Regions from separate parts of the Homo sapiens genome. Here region 1 is linked to region 2. A link is a loop called in an ENCODE intact Hi-C map of the cell type or tissue named here. Cell type or tissue: ovary. All regions are shown on one strand.

Region 1 (8,000 bases), 390 kb before region 2:
ACGGGCGGACCTCCGCGTCCCATCCCCGTCCTCCCTCGCCTCCGCCTGTGTCCGCGAATCTCTCTCCGGCTGGGCCGTTGGCGGGTGGGCACAGTGCTTGGAGGGTCAGGGAAGGGTGGGCGCAACCGCGGGAGATGAGGAGCGGCCTGGAGTGAAGATTGATCTTCGTTAAAATGGTTGCCACCGGCGTCATTATGACTATCAAAGTTGTCGCCAAGAGGCTCAGCCTCCAAGCCCAGGCCGCAGAGAGCTGCTGTAAGGCTGTTCGGCGACTCTCTGCGCCCGGACCCAACGCTGGGAATACCTGTGGCCGCAGGTAAGGGGCTGGGGTTGATGAGGGGAGGAAAGAGAGAAGGAAGAAAAGCAAAGGGGAAGGGAGGGCAGCGGGGAGGTAGGGGAAGAAGGCTGTCTCCTCTTTCCTCTTTTGACCTCGAAATCCAGCGCCTTTGCCGCAAATAATTCTATTTGAGGAGGGAGGGGAAAATCTGGCAACGTGAGCGTGGATTCGGAGCGCCCGTATGGCGCTGTAAATCTCCACTGTGTTTAAAGTTAGCTGTCGAATTCTGCTATCAAATCGTCCAGCCTAGTTCGTTTCCCCTCAGGAAAATGCGTAGGCGAGAAGGCTTTCTATCAGCAGGATTATAAAAGTAAAAAACCGGGGACTTCGAGTTCAGATCTCACTCTGCAGACGGTGTTAGAAAATCAGAGAGGACCTAATGATTTCCGTTTGGAGGCGCGGGCCCAATGCACCTCCGCGGCCACGTAGCAAGAAAGCGCTTTCAAAACTCTAGGATATTTCTATTTCTCTCTCTCTCTCTCTCTCTCTTTCTCTCACTCCGTCTCCCTCTCCCTTTCTCCCTCTCTCCCTCTCTCCCTCTCTTCCGCTCTCTCTCTCTCCCGGGGTGGGAGGAGAGCATTTAGGCTGAGGTGAAGAAATAGGGAGGGAAAGAACTCCGGCGTCCTATTTGTTAAATAAAATACATATTTGGTTCCGAAATCCGAAAGATAAGTAATCCAGATAGGAGAGGCGCAAGGTCTTCTCCTTACGCAACTCTTCCTGCATCCTCCCCCTTATCTCCCCCCACTTATGCCCCCAGCTTGTAAATGGTAAAAAAAAAAAAAAAAAAAAAAAAAAAAACCAAACCTTCCCGAGGACCTACTCTGGAAAGTCAAACCATTATCTATTATTTAATACGTATCTGTGTCCAAGGAAAAATGAAGAAGGCGCTGCATGATTAGGACCTAAGGGGCAACCTAGCAAACTGAGAGCGTAATGATGCCCCTAAATGAAGGGGGAAATGTGCCGCGGCGCGCTCTATTAATCAGACTGTCAATTTCACCCCCGAGGCCAAACCCCCGGGCGAGCAGAACTGGCTCGGAGCGGGCAAAGGACCGGAGCCTTCCTCCTCACTTGTCTCTTCTCGCCTCCTACCTGGATCTATTTGTCTGCTCTGAAGCTGCCTTCATTACCCACTGACAGGAGGGTGTATTTATTTGCTTATAAACCTGTTACAATAAATGATTATTCGAACAGCGTCATTCGTACCTTAATGACGAGCGGGCGCTACTTTTTGATGAATGACATCTCGGGATCGGAAGGATGTATGGGTCATTTTGACCAGTCATTCCCTCGCTCTGGCATCCCACAATTTTTCCGCCTCCCTCCGAAAGCGATAATAATATTTAGAGGCGTTCGCTGGGGCTGAATGAGAATTAGCCCTAGGCGCAGCCTATCATTAGGACGGGACAGCAGGGCCACTGTGACATTTTTAAGAAAGCTGAGATGATGGAAAGAATAAGAAAAGAGATGATTCTGATGGAGAGAGGGCTGCACAGCCCTACGGCGGGCAAGAGATTCTCCAATTTGTCCAACTCGGCTGGCAATGCTGTGCTCGAGGCCCTGGAAAATTCGCAGCACCCGGCTCGCCTAAGCCCGCGCCTGCCGTCTGCCCCCCTGCACAGCGCTCTGGGAGAACTCCCCGCCAAGGGCAAATTCGAAATAGACACTTTGTTCAACCTGCAGCACACGGGCAGCGAAAGCACCGTCTCCTCCGAAATCTCCTCCGCCGCCGAGAGCCGCAAGAAGCCGGGCCATTATTCAGAGGCGGCCGCTGAGGCCGACATGAGCAGCGACGTGGAGGTGGGCTGCTCCGCGCTTCGCTCCCCCGGGGGCCTCGGCGCCGCTCAGCTTAAGGAAAACAATGGCAAAGGTAACCGCGCCGGCCGCACCGCGCTCTCCAGTCCCATCCTCTTTGCTCCTCCGCGGCCCCCGCCAGCCTTTCCCGGTGCCTTTTCCCCTCTCAGACCCTCCACAGGCAAGCTACACCGAGCTAGCACGGGCGGGGGCGGGACGCATGTCTGGGACCGTGCCTTCCAGTTCTGCTCCTTGAGCTTTCCCGCCAGGCTCAGGCCTGCGGAGCCTGGAACACCAGGCCCACCCGCCCTCGCTCCTGAGTCCGAGAAAATGTTTCTGCGCTCGTGTCTAAGAGCCCGAGCGAGCCGGTAGACCCCTAGTCAGCAGCCGAGTTGCTTTTGGGAAAGGTACCCTGGGCAACTACTCTGAACTCCCCTGCCCCTGTGCCCTCAGGGCTGGAGGGGGCATTCTTCTGGGTAAGTCGGAGGAAGCCTCGCCGGCGTCTCTGTTTAGGTCAGCGGGAGAAAGAGTTGAAAAGTATATTTCACCCCCTATTGGCTTGGGTTTGAGCTACTGCTGTGTTGGAACTCTTAAAATATTTGAAACCCCGAAGACTCAGATAAAGGTTAGAGGCCGTATAAAAAGCTGCCCTGCGGTCTCCAGACCATGGGAAACCCAGAGCTTCCCAAACTGCGCCCAGAGGTAGGCATTTTCCCTCGGCCACTTTTCCTCCTTGGTTGAAAATTTCTAATTATTAAAAAAGAAATCTCCTAATTCCGTTTCTATTATTTGCTTATGAAGGGCTCCCCAAACTTTATTGATTCCATTAACGGCAGCAATTTGTAAGCATGACAGACCCCATCAATTCCGGCAGCGACTCTCCTTCCTGACGGGGCTTCCCCGATCCGCGCGCAGCGCCAGCGCCGGGCTGTTGGTCCTACAGCCACTCATGCGCTGTTGGTCGTTTGTTTGCCAGGGTACGCAGAGAGCGGCTCGGCTGCCGGCACCACGACGTCGGCGTCGGGCTCAGGCCTCGGAAGCCTGCATGGAGGCAGCGGAGGCAGCGGCGGGAGCGCGGCGCTGGGTGGCTCCGGCTCTGGCGCGGATCAAGTGCGGCGCTACCGTACGGCGTTCACCCGCGAGCAGATCGCGCGCCTGGAGAAGGAGTTCTACCGGGAGAACTATGTGTCGCGGCCCCGCCGGTGCGAGCTGGCCGCGGCACTCAACCTGCCCGAAACCACCATCAAGGTATCAATTCCAGTGCATGCCTGCTCTGGCCTCCCCGGGGGCATCTGGGTTGATTGTTTCTTTTTCCCCTTTCCCCTTTCTGGGTGGCTAGATTTAGCTAAGGGTCTGGAAATCCGCGGGGGGTAGTCACCAAAGGAATTGGCTTATTTATTTCCCGGCCACCGAATCCGAACGGTTGTCCGGCCTGACGGATCTAAGAAGGCCCCCGAATGGTGACTCCAATGCTGAAAGCACTCGCCCCTGCTCCATTGTGCCCAACGCCTGGCCAGATGCCCCCTCGCCCATACCCACGGCCCCACTTTCCCCTAGGCGGCAAGCCCAGTTGGTCTTTGTTCCTCAAGCAGGAACCAGAGGTGAAACTTTTCATTTGCTCTTGAGCTTGGAGATTTATTTTCCGCATAAATCGTTACACGGAGAAAAGGATACTGTATCTTTAAAATCGATTGGTTTGAGACAGTAGTTTCCTGAACATTTTCCTCTTGGGCAACGAAAAAAGGGCAACCTCCTGCGGGGAAAAATGCAACGAAATTGTCCTTATTTATATATAACTTTAGGTTATTAATTTTATTATACGTCTGGGAGAGATAGCCGGGAGGTTAGGCGATTTGGTGAGCCCTTCATGGAGCGTTCGACACTGCAGAAAAAAGAAAAAATCTCCACGGGGTAGGGGAGGAGTGTGGAAGTCTCCCTCTGGTTTGATCGGGCTTTCTTTAATTTAGAGTTGTGACGAATGATGTCTTTATTAGATAGTGTTGGGAGGGGTGGAAACGTCCCCTTCCCCGTTTATGGAGACATTGCTCTACCCACTCATTTAAGGCAAACGATTCCAACAAAATCATCCCTTCAATATCAAAATCGGACCCGTGCCCCTAGGGGCAGGTCCTTGCAGTTCGGAGGGCTCAAGACTTCGCGCGGCGACCTCTCAGAAAAGCTGAGCGGCAGCCTCTCTTCAAAGGCTGCCCAGAATCCCCGTACAAATCCTGGGATTGAGAGACGGGTGCTCAGCGAGACCGGCACTGGTGGGTGGCGGGAGGGAGAGGAAAGGTTGGATTGGGACAAAAAAGTGCAGCAAGAAGTAAGGGAATAAAAGCCTGAGGAGCAGCAGCAGCCGGACGCGGGGGAGAGGACCCTCTTCGTTGAGGACGGTGTGCCCACGGCGGTCCACACACTGCCGTCCACACTTTCCCAGCTGGGAGACCACAGGGTACTCGGGGTTGGGCTTGGTCGGAGAGAAGTAGACCAAGCCATTCAGAGGTCCGGAAGGGGCAGAGGTCCTGGGACAGGAGCTGGGAACACGGGGCGCTCCCTAACCCAGGCTGCGGCGCGTCTCTCCCCGCAGGTGTGGTTCCAGAACCGGCGCATGAAGGACAAGCGGCAGCGCCTGGCCATGTCCTGGCCGCACCCAGCCGACCCCAGCTTCTACACCTACATGATGACGCACGCGGCCGCCACCGGAAGCCTGCCCTACCCCTTCCACTCGCACGTGCCGCTGCACTACTACCCGCACGTGGGCGTCACGGCGGCGGCGGCCGCGGCTGCAGCCTCAGGCGCGGCGGCCGCGGCTTCGTCGCCCTTCGCTACTTCCATCCGGCCACTGGACACCTTCCGCGCCCTCTCGCACCCCTACTCTCGGCCGGAGCTGCTGTGTAGCTTCCGCCACCCTGGTCTCTACCAGGCTCCCGCGGCCGCCGCGGGGCTCAACAGCGCGGCCTCTGCCGCGGCAGCCGCGGCAGCCGCAGCGGCTGCGGCCTCCTCGGCGGCGGCGGCCGGCGCGCCCCCCAGCGGCGGCTCTGCACCCTGCTCGTGCCTCAGTTGCCACAGCAGTCAGTCGGCGGCGGCAGCCGCGGCAGCAGCTGCCGCAGCCCTGGGTTCCCGGGGTGGCGGTGGCGGCGGCGGTGGTGGTGGTGGCGGCGGCGGCGGGGGCGCCGGGGCCGGGGGAGGCTCGGACTTCGGCTGCAGCGCGGCGGCGCCGCGTTCCGAGAGCGGCTTCCTGCCCTACTCGGCCGCGGTGCTTAGTAAGACGGCCGTGAGCCCGCCGGACCAGAGGGACGAGGCTCCGCTCACCAGATAACTACGTCGCCACCGCCAGGGGGCCGCGCCCGCCTCTCTGAGTGTGCCCGGGAGTCCCCTGTGCGCCCCCTGAGCCCTCCGCGCGTTGCCCGCTGCTGCCGCTGCCGCCAGGGGGCGCCCCGGGGCGCGGGAGGCCGAAGGGAACCTGCTCCGAATTGGGGGAGAAGGAGCAGGCGCAAAAGCCTGGCGGGCATCCCCCTAAATTATTTCTATTTTTGTATTTGCCACCCAGCCGTCTGCCCTTCTCTCTCTTTTCTGGCTCCCGGGACCCACTTTCCACCTCTGTCCTGAGCGCTTGGTTTCCCAAAGACCAACCCCTCGCCCCCTAAGCTAGTCCTGGCTGTGCACTCTCAGGTCCGGGTTGCTTGGCTGAACGGCGTGGCCCGAAGCAACGGAGAACCACAACAAAGACAGAGGGGGATGCTGTGCGCTGGTGCTTGGGGGCGGGGGAGGAGTCGCCCCGGAGGTTTCTCGCTGCTGCTGTTTTTCTTCCTTTTCTTTCAACGAGGGTGGGGGAGGTGGCAAACGTTCTTTCAGCCTGAGCTTATTAGGGACCCTGCCCGAAGAGTGCGGGAGAACGGAGGTCTGATAAGGCCGGGAGGACGGATGGAGAGCGTGGGCAGCGGTGGTTGTTTGTGAGATTGTTTACTACGTTCAGGAGCAAGGCGGGTAGGGATGTGGCCGCCTTCCCCGGGAAGGACAAAGCCGAGGTGCTGGAAGGGGTGGCCGTTGCGCCGCCTCCTTTTCGGTCCAACACCTTTCTCTCTTTTGGTCTTTGGTTTCAGTGCTGATGGAATGGAAGCATCTTGCATATTTTATGCAAAAAGTGATGGCAAAAGAGGTTGCCACGGCCAGGGAAGGGAAAGGAAGGGAGTTGGGGTAGGGGTAAGACTGATAGATCGCTGTAGTATTTGGAGAGGCGTTTTCAGCTCAGTTTTCCAACTACCGGGTTCCACTCGATCTGGGAAATACTTGAATCTCTAGATATATTAATATTATCCTAAAGCATTTCCTTAGACACTTTTCTAAGTTAGAACTCTCTATGTCCCTCGTCCCCTTCTCTCCTCGCTTTCCTTTTCCTCGGGTGAAATGGTTCTTGGCATATTTCTCACGCATGTCTATTGCGCCTTCGCCTCTGCAAAGCCACCGCTGGGTTGCTGAGACCCGCTCTGCCAACCCGGCTACTGGAGGGGTTTCCTTGAACTTGAAGAAAGGTACATCAAAACCCACTAGTGTTAACTGCCACGTCAAGTTTGATGCTAATAATGTGCAGATTATGACGAAAATTGCCAATCATGCTCTCTGATGGACCTCCTTTGAATGTGGAATTGGAGAAAAGTTCCCCGCACGGAGACCTGCTGTCAAGTACTAACAACCCGCTAAGGGAAGTCATTAGGAGAGACGGATAAGAGACTCGGTACATAAAACATTGTTCTTGGTGCATAGAATGTATGTTATTTAATGTTATCTCTGTTACCTGAAGTGATTTCGCAGAAGAAAGCCACGTTCTTATCATCTCAATTGCCGATTTTCATTTTGGTAACTTGGACGCCCTGGGTAGACTTTTCTCTGTTAAGTTGATATTCCACCAGTGTGAACAGCCTCATTAAATCAAGCCCAGATATTTCCATAATGCTCCCCGCAGAGCCACTTGGCTCCTCACATAATGAGATTTTCTGAAGAGTTGAAGCCCTAAAATAACTTGCTAGTGCATGTTTAGACCCAGCGAAGTGGGTATGTGTGTGTACGTGTATTAAAATGTAGGTAGGCTACCTACATGTGTTTGTGTATGTGTATATATATGTATATGTATGTATATGCATATATATATCCGTGCTCTTAAATACATATGTAAGAGATACACACATATTCATGTATACATACACATTGGCACTATTTTCTGTGGTTTATTTCAGATTTGTGTCCTGCCATCATATTGTTATTTTAAAGACACTGGATTTTAAAATATCATTTCCTAAATATAGGCTTTCAGTAAACTTTTGAAAGAATTAGTTTTCCAGGAGAAATTATTTCCATCAAATGGAAAATACATAAAGGGGAAACAGTATTTCGAAATTCCTGGGGTCTATTAAAATATTACCATAAAATATTAGAGAACTTTCCAATGAAATAGCAATGATCTAAAACTTAAGTTTTTGTTTTTGTTTTTAAAAACATGAGACTACTTATGTAAAATATTGATTATACCAGCTCTTATTCACTGAGTTTACATTTTTAAAAATATTAATATATAATTTAAGGCTAAATAAAATAAACCAAAATATGGTACCCTTTATCAGCTTTACCTATTTAGATTGTTAAAGTCCTTTGTTATGATCAGCTAACAGATGTATATAAGGTACTTTAGGCAGTAATGTTTACATTTCCCCCAAAAAATATATATGATTGATGAGAACGCTGGTTGGTAAAATTAACATAAATTCATCATTTGTTGGGTCCATTGGATCTGGTTATTATATTGAAATAAAATTGTAAATAAAGTCTTCGTGCTTTAAATATTGCTGGATGTATGAACTCACTGTAAGAT
Region 2 (8,000 bases):
GAAGCCTCAGGAGCCGATGCAATCAACTGGAAGAAAGGGTATCAGTGATGGAAGATGAAATGAATGAAATGAAGCGAGAAGGGAAGTTTAGAGAAAAAAGAATAAAAAGAAATGAGCAAAGCCTCCAAGAAATATGGGACTATGTGAAAAGACCAAATCTACGTCTGATTGGTGTACCTGAAAGTGATGGGGAGAATGGAACCAAGTTGGAAAACACTCTGCAGGATATTATCCAGGAGAACTTCCCCAATCTAGCAAGGCAGGCCAACGTTCAGATTCAGGAAATACAGAGAATGCCACAGAGATACTCCTCGAGAAGAGCAACTCCAAGACACATAATTATCAGATTCACCAAAGTTGAAATGAAGGAAAAAATGTTAAGGGCAGCCAGAGAGAAAGGTCGGATTACCCTCAAAGGGAAGCCCATCAGACTAACAGTGGATCTCTCGGCAGAAACCCTACAAGCCAGAAGAGAGTGGGGGCCAATATTCAACATTCTTAAAGAAAAGAATTTTCAACCCAGAATTTCATATCCAGACAAACTAAGCTTCATAAGTGAAGGAGAAATAAAATCCTTTACAGACAAGCAAATGCTGAGAGATTTTGTCACCACCAGGCCTGCCCTAAAAGAGCTCCTGAAGGAAGCGCTAAACATGGAAAGGAACAACCGGTACCAGCCGCTGCAAAATCAAGCCAAAATGTAAAGACCATCGAGACTAGGAAGAAACTGCATCAACTAACGAGCAAAATCACCAGCTAACATCATAATGACAGGATCAAATTCACACATAACAATATTAACTTTAAATGTAAATGGACTAAACGCTCCAATTAAAAGACACAGACTGGCAAATTGGATAAAGAGTCAAGACCCATCAGTGTGCTGTATTCAGGAAACCCATCTCACGTGCAGAGACACACATAGGCTCAAAATAAAAGGATGGAGGAAGATCTACCAAGCAAATGGAAAACAAAAAAAGGCAGGGGTTGCCATCCTAGTCTCTGATAAAACAGACTTTAAACCAACAAAGATCAAAAGAGACAAAGAAGGCCATTACATAATGGTAAAGGGATCAATTCAACAAGAAGAGCTAACTATCCTAAATATATATGCACCCAATACAGGAGCACCCAGATTCATAAAGCAAGTCCTGAGTGACCTACAAAGAGACTTAGACTCCCACACATTAATAATGGGAGACTTTAACACCCCACTGTCAACATTAGACAGATCAACGAGACAGAAAGTCAACAAGGATACCCAGGAATTGAACTCAGCTCTGCACCAAGCAGACCTAATAGACATCTACAGAACTCTCCACCCCAGATCAACAGAATATACATTTTTTTCAGCACCGCACCACACCTATTCCAAAATTGACCACATACTTGGAAGTAAAGCTCTCCTCAGCAAATGTAAAAGAACAGAGATTATAACAAACTATCTCTCAGACCACAGTGCAATCAAACTAGAACTCAGGATTAAGAATCTCACTCAAAACCGCTCAACTACATGGAAACTGAACATCCTGCTCCTGAATGACTACTGGGTACATAACGAAATGAAGGCAGAAATAAAGATGTTCTTTGAAACCAATGAGAACAAAGACACAACATACCAGAATCTCTGGGACGCATTCAAAGCAGTGTGTAGAGGGAAATTTATAGCACTAAATGCCCACAAGAGAAAGCAGGAAAGATCCAAAATTGACACCCTAACATCACAATTAAAAGAACTAGAAAAGCAAGAGCAAACACATTCAAAAGCTAGCAGAAGGCAAGAAATAACTAAAATCAGAGCAGAACTGAAGGAAACAGAGACACAAAAAACCCTTCAAAAAATTAATGAATCCAGGAGCTGGTTTTTTGAAAGGATCAACAAAATTGATAGACCACTAGCAAGACTAATAAAGAAAAAAAGAGAGAAGAATCAAATAGACACAATAAAAAATGATAAAGGGGATATCACCACCGATCCCACAGAAATACAAACTACCATCAGAGAATACTACAAACACCTCTACGCAAATAAACTAGAAAACCTAGAAGAAATGGATAAATTCCTCGACACATACACTCTCCCAAGACTAAACCAGGAAGAAGTTGAATCTCTGAATAGACCAATAACAGGATCTGAAATTGTGGCAATAATCAATAGCTTACCAACCAAAAAGAGTCCAGGACCAGATGGATTCACAGCCGAATTCTACCAGAGGTACAAGGAGGAACTGGTACCATTCCTTCTGAAACTATTCCAATTAATAGAAAAAGAGGGAATCCTCCCTAACTCATTTTATGAAGCCAGCATCATCCTGATACCAAAGCCGGGCAGAGACACAACCAAAAAAGAGAATTTTCGACCAATATCCTTGATGAACATTGATGCAAAAATCCTCAATAAAATACTGGCAAAACGAATCCAGCAGCACATCAAAAAGCTTATCCACCATGATCAAGTGGGCTTCATCCCTGGGATGCAAGGCTGGTTCAATATACGCAAATCAATAAATGTAATCCAGCATATAAACAGAGCCAAAGACAAAAACCACATGATTATCTCAATAGATGCAGAAAAAGCCTTTGAAAATAATAATAATAATAATAATAACAATATTGAAACACATATAACTCTATAAAGTAGGCTCTGTTTTTTTCTGATTTCAGATGAGGAAACTACAGCATGGGCAGGTAAATATGTTGATCAAGTTGACTTAGCTTTTAGGCCAATACTACTTAAATAGTTTGCTCTTTCTGTAGCATGAACTTAGATTTTTAGAAACAATTGTGGCCAGTAACACAATGGAAAGGCATCATCTACATTCCAAATCGACCAGACTAGAATTGTGTCCTGCTGTGTTGTGTTAGTGGTGCCATGTCAGTTCCCAATGATAGTGATTAACAGTAACATTTGGAGAAAGGACAGCAGTGGAGAGTGAGAATGTAGCTTTATCATTGTGAAGAGCTGAGACAGTAGCAAAAAGTTTCAGGATAGACTATCTGAGAAATGAGTGGGACTTGGATTTTGGCCACTCATTGATTCGTCCAGAAAATATTTAATGAACATTTACTGTGTGCCTGGCATGCTGTTCTCAACCGTGAGGACCATGGTGAGCACAACAGATGAAGCCCTTCCTGTAATGTAGATAACATGGCCTCCAAAGGTACTTCACACTAATAATTTTTACTTCCATTGTCTGAAAATTTAGTTGTTCACAATCCTCTGCTTTTGAGGATGTTCTTTCTGTGTTTCAGTTACTTCTCTAGGATTTTCTTCCTATAAACTAGTTTATCTTCTGATGCACAGAAAGGGACTATATTCGTGTGGTCTGTAAGATCAGGGGAGGAAATAGCTCTTGCAGGTTATTTAAAACGTGCATGAAGATATGCAGGCACGGCTTACACAGCCCTGGGCTTCAGCCCAAGAATGTGCTGATCATGTCCACAACTACAACTGCATAAAGACCCACATTAAAACAGTAATAACAGAGAAATGAAGGGGAAAAAAGTCACAGAGACAAAGCAGAAATGGTTCTTGAATTAAATCACTTTTATCTGAGCTCATTCGCTTAAGGATGCAATCAGCTCACTATTTCAGCAGCTTGGGACCTTAGAAATGTATTTCAAGATTAATTATAAAATGAATTCTTTAAAATGGAAAAATACACTACTTTCCTATTACTCTTAACAAGAGTCTAAGGTTAATGAAGCTTTGAGGCAGTTTAGTGGTTTGACTGCCACCTACTGTTCATTTTTTGCCATAACTCACATGTAGCTTGGGCAAGAGGTAAGAAAAATGCCTTGGGCAAACCATTTTGTAAAAAAGTATTTTAACATATGTGCTGTAATGTAACTATTTAAACATTTTAAGGGATTGAGAGAATGTGATTGATTCCATTTCAAATTACTGTATTTGTCATAGTAGTTTATGAGAGCCCAGTGGTTAAAAATGCAAATTATAAGGCATTCTAATATATATATACACACACATATATATATACACACATATATACATGTGTATATATATGCATGTATATATATGTATGCACAGGGCATTTCATTTAGTCCTGACAAAGCATTATACTTGAAATTTATAAAAATATGCCACAAACACAAATGCATCAACCTGAAAATATCATCTCATGAAGCTGGCATCTGATCTTTAAAACGGAAAAGAGATCTCCATCATCACACTTTTATGCTTACATGGCTTGTGAAGACTTCAAGAATATAAGCACTTATTCTGTCAAAATAAGGAGATCAAGTACTAGCCATCTCCAGCTAATTCAGAATGCCCCAGACTTTTGATAGAAATCTGTTCAGTTAACACTGCAGCAGTCATGATATTCTGTTAAATGCTTAAAGTTCAGAAGGCAGAATGGTTGTGCATTTTTTTCTCTCTATTATCTAAATTTCTTAATTCAGAGTAATAACTCATTTTCCGGATGTGACAATGCTATTTACTGTTTAAATATAGAATCTTGGTGGAAACTTTATAAACATGTCATTCCTAAGGCACATTTTAAAAAATGTCTACATGAGTCTATGTGAGTTATTTTATTTTTAAAATTGTACCTTTTCAAGCCTTTGTACTAAATTATGCATATAAAAAATTGCAAACTGTTTATGTGTTATTACTGATGTATTGTATATCTTTATATGCTTTTGTATTTACAAATATATTTGTAGATTGTTTCATTCATACTAAAATCTGCTTATATTTATTATATTTTTTAAAGCACAAAGAAAAAGTCACCTAGAATATTTTGGCATTGTTAAAATGTGCCTCCTGCTAAAACTATGTTGCAGTTTTCAGTATGAAATGGTGTCAATAAATTTCAACATTCTAGAATATCTTCAATTAACATTTCTTTTCTCTGCTAGGGACAGTTATAGAATAGTGGTAGCTTCATTTGTTAAGACAATCTTGATGAAAGAAAACATCAATATCCTCGTTCATTTTTTGCCATAATAGTATTTTTTTTCTGATGTATAAAATAGCCATCTTGGATTTCAGAATCACTGTTATTAGGCCTTTCTCTCTCTATATATAGTTTTCAGATAAATGCACATTGTTTAAAAATGTGTCCTTAGTGATGCCAATAATATAGATACAAAATGAAAGCTTTTCATGTGGATTTATTTACAGTGATGCTGATAAAATTTATAAAAATGATATAAGATGATATTAAGCAACATGAGCAAATTTGATCAAATATTCATTCTATAGCTTCCCCCTAAGTGATTCCATCCAATAACAATGACACTAATCCAAAGCCAAAGAAAAATAGTTTTACCTAAAATGTTGGCAAAGGAGCTGGAACAAATAGAATTAAGCTGACCTTTTAATAAATGTCTGTTTATTGATTTAAATTCACTTTTTTCTTTTTCTGAGCAATGCTGACGAGGCCTGTTAGAATACAAGCATGTATAATAACTTGGACACAACCATTTTTACTTCTTTTGTGTGTCATTACTGAAAGATTGAAGCAAGCTTCACCTAAGTGTAGTGATGCAAAAATAATAGTATCCCAGTCTGGCTGCGCAAGAGTGGAGGCAAACAAGAGCTTCATATTAAAGTGCCTTCTAGGTAGCTGACATGACGCATCTAGTCAGACGTAAATAATGACAGACGGAAACTATCATGAGGTCTGTGAAGCATCAACATACTGCTATCATTTTCTCTCTAACCTTGCCTTGCTAGCAGCTCTCAGCCTTACAGGCTGAGAGATCATTTAAAAAGCAAATCCTAATGACTCTGCCCACTGTAACAACAGTCAGCAAGATTGGCATCAATTTAGCTCAGTTTAGAAACTCAGAATAACAGCCATTGTTGACTTGCAACACCCTAAACTCCAGTTTTTCTCCACAAATCAACCCCGTCCCCAGTGCTACCCCTTCCCCATGGCTATTTCCATGCCTTGGAAAAAGATTCTCCTCGCTGGTAGGAAAATGGTTCATCTCAGTTACTCACTTGGCACTCCATATGTAATTTCTTAGGCTGCACTTATTTTTCTGGATGAGCCCATTTGGTACAAAATGCTTTAAACTTTCCCTCCCTCTTTTCATGCGACACACATTATTTTGTGTATATTATGTATGCACAGGGTAACAGTGGGTAAATAATATCCCAGTGTCCCTGTAGCTTAAGCCTAACATGGTTATGGTTCAGATAAACACGTCTGTACATAGCTGCCATAATCAATGTGGAATGGCAGAACAATTTTGCAGATGCAGTCCCAGGAAGAAAAAAAAAGAAAGCTGTCTTGTCCAGATTCAATAGAATCTATTCACCAAGAAAACCCGCGATAAAGCAGTTGCACGTTTTATTTGTTAAAACAGTGATGACTTTGCAAGCCGGAGGGAACTGAAGCTGATGTACAATAGGATAATAGCATTATCACTTTGCAAATCAGCATGTGGCTTTGCTTGGGTGCCAGCAGAAGGGCACGGGGGTTCTAAGAGCTCTAGCTGGCGAGTTGGAAAGGCAAGATCAAACTGCCTGGTTGTGAGTGAAAATGTATGAGGATAAATTGCCATGAGTCTCCTTCTGCTTGGTTAAAAACAGATTGCATATGTGTGTTTTCACTGAGGTGAATGGTTGGGCTTGGGTTTGTGTGTGAGTATGTGTGTGTCAGGGGCGGGGTGGTTAGGAAGCAGAATAATGGGGAGGCTCACAATAGCCCATCTTAATGGAGAGCTATTGATCTCGTTTCATAACACTTTAATCTCCACCTAAACATCTTACTTACCTTGTGTAAAAGAGATGCCAAGTTGAAATAAATATAAACACACAATATTTTAAGTACTTTTGAATTTTGCATGGTAATAAATATTAACGCAGTTTGTGACTCCCAAAGAAAATAGAAGGCACTTAATTCTGTTGTTGAAATCAGGTACTGTGCAGGTTGATTTCCCGAGGTGAAAATGAAAAATGCACTATTTGGACTAAAATTTAGATTTAATAAATAACTAATTTAGGATCTTGTTCTACATGCAAGGATATAATCACAAGGCATTTGTTTTTAAAAGGTTTCATTTATTCTTGTGAGCTTAATTATTGCAAGGAAACTGTGAGCAATTTGTTTTTTACCAGTGTCTGATTTCTGAGAATGGTTATTAAATATTAAATGGATGCATAATTCAGGCAATTAAGAAAGTAATCACACAAAGTAATGTAATGGAAGTTAATTATTACTGCATAAGCAAATAGTTCATTAATGCTAGTAGTTGCTATGGCTGCATTCTTAATACATGCAGAACTGAAGCATGAATCCTCTGTGTATTCAAGGAGCTGGTAGGAAGTGTGATGCTACACAGAGAGAGTGCCACTAATGAAAAACAGAAGCAAATAAGGCCATATTGACCCCTGACTTGTCTAAATAAGGTGGGATCATCATTACTTCAGAGAGTTTTATCGAAACCACGATTGCACTAGCTGCTTATAATTTTTTTGGTTGGTAACACAAACCACGACTTAAGCCAGGAGAAGCCAGGAGGAATTCAGCTTGTTAAAACAAAAATCATCAATTGTACCTCCTCTGTTTTGTTTTGTTGTTTAAAACCAACCTTTTTGTTAAATAGCTTAAGTCATCATTTGTAACTTAAAAGGACTCCATAGATCTTTTTATATATATAAAAGCATTCGAGCTGGTAACATATCTTATTTTGTCCTGCTGTTCAACCCCAAGTGAACATTTTGACATGTCTTTGCTAACACTACCTCTCTAAAGCACTATGCTTTATAAAGTTTATTTTATATTAATTCAACACATACGGGTTCCGGTGCTTTCCAGACCTGGTGCTGCTGTGAGGCGTCAAGGTGGCCAGAGCAGGCCAGGCAAGGCAGAAAGGGAGGAGATGGAGCAGTGGTGAGGATTCAGCCCAGAGCCTCCAGGGCTGCGCCAGGCCCTCCTCCAGAGGAGATCAACCCGTTTACAGGTTTAATTTTTAACGACCCAAAACTACCCAGGGCTCATGCTTTCCTGCAGCATTGCCATTGC

The links. Peaks named below come from ENCODE experiments on the same cell type or tissue, not always from the same donor. Only the 100,000 strongest peaks of a DNase experiment are listed, where the experiment ranks them.
Region 1: it touches region 2 in a loop (4-fold over the local background); 78 of 110 quality-filtered maps call a loop at or near these places.

The regions. Positions count from the first base shown.
Region 1 is chr2:176,077,560-176,085,559 of GRCh38, reverse strand. EVX2 (even-skipped homeobox 2) reads left to right here and starts at 1,598. Exons shown (of 3, transcript NM_001080458.2): 1 at 1,598-2,210; 2 at 3,111-3,382; 3 at 4,722-8,000. The coding sequence starts at 1,784. The coding sequence ends at 5,453. RefSeq lists enhancers at 2,224-2,839, 6,004-6,645. In ovary, no CTCF peak of the experiment used is centred here; DNase peaks (open chromatin) are centred at 112, 4,679, 5,429, 6,089 and 1 weaker place; H3K4me3 peaks cover 682 bases; H3K27me3 peaks cover 1,553 bases.
Region 2 is chr2:175,686,050-175,694,049 of GRCh38, reverse strand. All of the region lies in intron 3 of LOC107985962 (a long non-coding RNA gene), which reads left to right. Among named protein-coding and RNA genes, the nearest start is that of LNPK, 310 kb to the left of the region's middle. In ovary, a CTCF peak has its summit at 3,749 (motif pointing left); no DNase peak of the experiment used is centred here.